Regions from separate parts of the Mus musculus genome. Here region 2 is linked to region 1. The links are chromatin loops, found by intact Hi-C in ENCODE. Cell type or tissue: heart. All regions are shown on one strand.

Region 1 (2,500 bases):
ACACAGCACACCCATGCCATATTCGCTACCCTATTACTCAGTAGTCAGGCTCGCTGCTCAACATCACTCAGATCATGTTCAGGTGACCTGTGTTTTACTGATCCAAGTACCCCAAAGTACAAGAGCAGCCATGCTGGTAACTCCGCAGTCCCGGGGTGTCCTGGGGAAGTTGAGAGGGGCTTCCTTCCTTCACCCTCTTGCCTTTATTAGAAGGGAGCTGGCATGACGGTGCATGCCTATAGTCCTGTACACTAGGGAGGTTCATGCAAGAAATCCTAAGTGTGAGGCCAGCTGGGCTATAAGGCAAGACTCTGCCTCAAGAAACCAACAATAGAAATGGAAGAGAAATCATGAGCTAGAGCTGCTAAGATCTACAGTTGGTTGGCTGTCAAGATAAAGAGCATATCCACATAACTGTTACTGCAGTCCACGGCTAATCTATTTTATTTGTGAGGGAGAAGGGGGTGCCACTGTTTATGGCTCCAGGAACCCCCATCAGGGTCTTGAAAATTATCACCTACAGATAAGTGGGGCAGGGGTGGGAGGAGGCTCTATTGAATATAGGTACTGATGCTTTCAATATTTCTAGAATGTGGCCTTAAACTTTGAGCATTCTATGGCATGGATTAGACTGGCTTCACTAAGCAACACAATTCTGAATCAAAAACATCAATTCCTTTGTCAAAGGGCAAGCCAGGGGCCAGAAGTAAAGTAGCTGACAATTTGTGGGAGCACAGAGAAGCTCCTGGCCTGCTGCCAGCTGATGTGTAACGAGTATGGAAGGAACAGAGCTGAGGGAAAATGAATTCCATTCAGGACAGTCATCCTGAACCACAGGGCGGAAACCACAGCAAGGCCCAAGCTGAGGCTGTGCGTGTCCCTGCCCCTCCCCCCAACTAAGGAGCCCCAGTCCTAAAGAGCACTGCAGTACCGCTAGACAATGGCAAGCCCTAGCTGTAAGCAGGAAAGGGGAGGGTTCTAAACAGCAGGAGGAGGAACAACAGAAGAAATGATGAAGTCACAGAGCAGGGGCTGGCACGCGGCAGGATTATTTTGAGAACAGCATACTGAGCATGGGTTTTTTTCACAGCTGCAGACTATATGATAAAAGCTGTAGCTTAAAGTACACATAGGCTCCTTTAAAAATTAATCATGCTATAGCAGAAGTAAATCTGCAGGTAACTAGACAAACTTCCAAAGAGCATGTTTTAATTTTTAGGGATACGGATGTTTTGTCTGGATGTATGTCTGTGGACCATGTGCATGCCTGATGCCCTCAGAGGCCAGAAGAGGGAGTTGGAGCCTCCATGATGAGAGTTACAGATGGTTGTAAGCTAATCTGTGGGTGCTGGGAACTGAACCTAGGTCCTCAGGAAGAGCAGTCAGTGCTCTTAACTTGTGAGCCATCTCCCCAGGTCCCCAGTAAGTTGTTAGAGATGGGAGAGGGAAACCTGTAAGTCACACACTCACCCAAGCACATGGAAACTATTAACAAGAAGGGAGTGGACACAGCGCAGGATCCTGTGAGTCCTGTAGCCTGGTCTGTTCTCCACAGAATCCTCTTCCCTTGCAGAGAATATGACTGTGTGAACTGACACTCCAACATTAATTAAACATGGCATCACATCAAATAGGCTGCTAAATAGATGCAGATTGTGAACGTTCTTAAAAATTTCCCTCCGCAAGACACTTCCCTTCAACGAATTCTTTTTAAATTGGCATCTGGTAAGAAAGAAATTAAGTTCGGCTCATGCCAAAGCCAGAACTTCCCTCCTCGCTCTCGGGGGTTCTCACTTCTGAAACCACAGTGGCTTTAACCCTTGCCTCCATTCTGCAGCACAGGGATGCACACACAGAAGGAAGATGAAAGAAGAATTAGTGGCTGCTTCCCCCAAAGGGAGTCATTCTCCTGCTTATTCTGACCCGACATTCTGAGGAAAGACACGGTGGTAGAACCAAGACACCAGGAGAAAATTCAACTCTAAGATCAAACCAACCACAGTTTCCCAGCAAAAACCCCTGGTGGGGGTTTCAGTGAAACACTATGACAAATACACAGCTTTAAAAAAAAAAAAAAAAAAAAAAACCTCCAACAGAGGAAAGCACAGTCTGTCTTCTTTCCTCGGGAGAAGGGGGCATCCTTCAAGGAAAGAAGCGGCCCCTCTCACTGAAATGTCTTCTGCTAGTTCCACTGTGTCCTTAAACCTTAGGGAGGTGAGTGTTCTCTTACATGAAGGCAATTTTTTGGCCTGTTTCTAGAACAAATTTTATCTCCTCTAGATTGTTCTCAGCTCACCTCTAGAATTACCGAATGGTCTAGATATGTCTAATCGTACACAGTAGCCACCAGCCACATATGGTTACATAGCATTTGAATGTAGACAGTGCACACAAATATATACCATTTATCACATTAGTATTACCAAAGGACTGTAAGCTCACCATCCTACCTTTCTATTGATTACATGTGGAAATAAGAGTTTAGATATTAAGTTAAATA
Region 2 (2,500 bases), 88 kb after region 1:
TGGGAGGCAACCTGGAGGGCTTCTCTCAGCCACTGCCACTTGGAACCCTTATTTTCTATAAATGGTGAAGCAACATCATTTCTTCTACTACATACTAAATGCCGATAGGCCAAGGCAGCATGAGGTGGCCAGCAAGTCTGACAAGTCACTTCCTGGGCCAGCTTGAACATGACACTTAACAGCTATGCTCCCTCCATGATCTCACTCCATCAGCAACTGAGGTTAATTTATTCCTTCTAGTCAAACTTCCTGACTTGCTAATTATGAGTCTGTGTGCAAGGCATTTCCACACTCAATGTTATTTATAACTCTAAGCTTACTTAGAAGGGGCCTCTGAACTATAACACTTCCTACCTTCAGGGCATGGAGCGGTTACATCCAATGCTAACTTTTCTAAATCAAATCCTAATCGCTCAAGGCCTACAAGATCGAAGCAAGCTCTTAACCTGAACTTCAAGGATTAAGTGACTACCATGCAGAGCACTGCCCCTGTTCGGAGAGATGAACTTCCTCCAATCTGGAAGGATAGTCCTCTAAACTTTGCTGAATAGCTTTTGCATGGGGGTAAATAACATTTCCAGAGGCAGGGATTAAAAAACCTGCTTAGTAGTTAAGAGCACCAGCTGCACTTTCGGAGGACCACAGTTCAGGTCCTAGCATCCACATGATGGCTCACAGCCACCTCTAACTGCAGATTCAGAGCATCAGACAACCTCTTCTCGTCTCCGATAGGCAACAGAATGCAAGTGGATGCACAGACATACAAACACTTATACAAATAAAATAAAACCAAATAGACCTTTTTCTCCCCCTTAATTTCCAAAGACAATGTTCTCCAAACATAAAATTTTAAATGACATCATCTGAAACATAGCTCTAATCACACTGGAGCAACACCCCAGCCCCTGACACTGCCCAAAAGTGCAGCGACCGCACCTCTCTTCTGGCTCCCCTACGGTGAGCACGTTATTTTTGGAGCAAGTCTATGAAGCAGCACTTTGTGGACGCTGGGCTCCATCCTCTGAATGTTCCCTTCACATTCCTTCTTAGTCCTCTCCCTCCTGGCACTGAGCCCCAAAACCTCAGCAGAATCCATAATGAAACACTGGGTTACTTTAGGGCAAGAAGGTTAAGCCTACGAAAGCTTTCTAATTGGAAAGCCTCTTCTGTGAAAGCAGATAGAGATTTGCTGGCTCCTCTTTCTCTTTCTCTTGTGTTCCAACAGGTAGCTGCCTCTCCTGGAACCAAGTGTAAAAGCCGGCCGGCCGGCCGGCCAGGCAGCATAACTCCAGTGCGGACAGGTGCTTTGCAAGCACAGTAAATCTCGGGGCAACAAATCAACAGGAGCCAGCTAACTTCTCCTGACGCACTGCTCACTGAGGTGCAAAGCCTCTCCGTTAAGACGAGCATTGAGAAAAACGAACATCTGCAAGAAAAGGAGCCCGTTCTCTGCCCAGAGAAAACTCAAGAAGGAAGACTTGCCACATAAAAAACTCTTTATTCCAGGGTTATTTTCAGTGGCACTTAACTGCAGGGTGGAGACCAAGGGTCCCAAACAAACCTACTTGATTTATTTTTCTCCTTTAGTAATTCTGAAATCCAAGGTTAGGTTTACTAAGGCAAGTCTGAAGGTTCATCAGAACCTCTGTTGTTTTAAAGAAAAGGAGAAATGCAAAACTATACTTGTAAATATAAGAGCTTGGGGGGGGGGTTGGTTGGTTGTTTTTCGTTTTTTAGAATTAATGGAACTTCATGGAAGCACTCTAGAACTTTCCAATCAAAACGAAAACAAGAATGGAATCACAAAAAGCATGGCGCTTCCAATGGCTCTCTTCTCCAGACTTCACTAAAGGTCTCTAAGGGAACCCTGAAGTTGGCTGTGCAGGAGAAAGACATTAGTGGAGTCCAAGAGAATGCTCTAGTTCATAGTTTAGGAATGTCTAATGTTTTACAGAGATAAAGAGGCCACGGTACAGAAACTGTGATTTTTTTTTTTCAGCAGTTTCCTAAACTCCACAAGAAGCTACCCAGTATGTAACTGCAGTACTACTTATCACACGAAGGTGACATGCCAGGCCCAAGGTGAGAAATCAAGGTCACTAAACTGAACTCCTGCAACCTCTTTAAGGAGGGTGAAAAGGTTCAACGGTCTCACTATATAGCCAGGAGGAACTGGAACTCTTGAATCCGCAGCGCTCTGCCTGCTGGCACTACAGCATCGGCCACGTCACCCCCTCCCTCCTTAACACTGTCAGGCTGATGGCCTTCCACTCCCTTCTCTGTAGGTAACCCAGCACCAACTCAACTATCCTGATGCTCTTCCTGCTCCCCTCCCATTACAAACTGAGGAAGCTGGAGAGAGAGAGGCCCAGTGCTTAAGAGCACTGGCTGCTCTTCCAGAGCATCTGGGTTCAATTCCCAGCACACACATGGCAGCTCACAATTATCTGTAACTCCAGTTCTTAGGGATCAGACACCTTCACACATACATACACATAAG

The links. Peaks named below come from ENCODE experiments on the same cell type or tissue, not always from the same donor. Only the 100,000 strongest peaks of a DNase experiment are listed, where the experiment ranks them.
Region 2: it touches region 1 in a loop (1.8-fold over the local background); 1 of 42 quality-filtered maps calls a loop at or near these places.

What each region holds. Positions count from the first base shown.
Region 1 is chr9:46,118,583-46,121,082 of GRCm38, reverse strand. All of the region lies in intron 1 of Sik3 (SIK family kinase 3), which reads right to left. Among named protein-coding and RNA genes, the nearest start is that of Gm46110, 40 kb to the right of the region's middle. In heart, a CTCF peak has its summit at 1,278 (motif pointing right); DNase peaks (open chromatin) are centred at 72 and 852; H3K27ac peaks cover 1,488 bases.
Region 2 is chr9:46,030,910-46,033,409 of GRCm38, reverse strand. All of the region lies in intron 1 of Sik3 (SIK family kinase 3), which reads right to left. Among named protein-coding and RNA genes, the nearest start is that of Sik3, 19 kb to the right of the region's middle. In heart, no CTCF peak of the experiment used is centred here; a DNase peak (open chromatin) is centred at 1,039.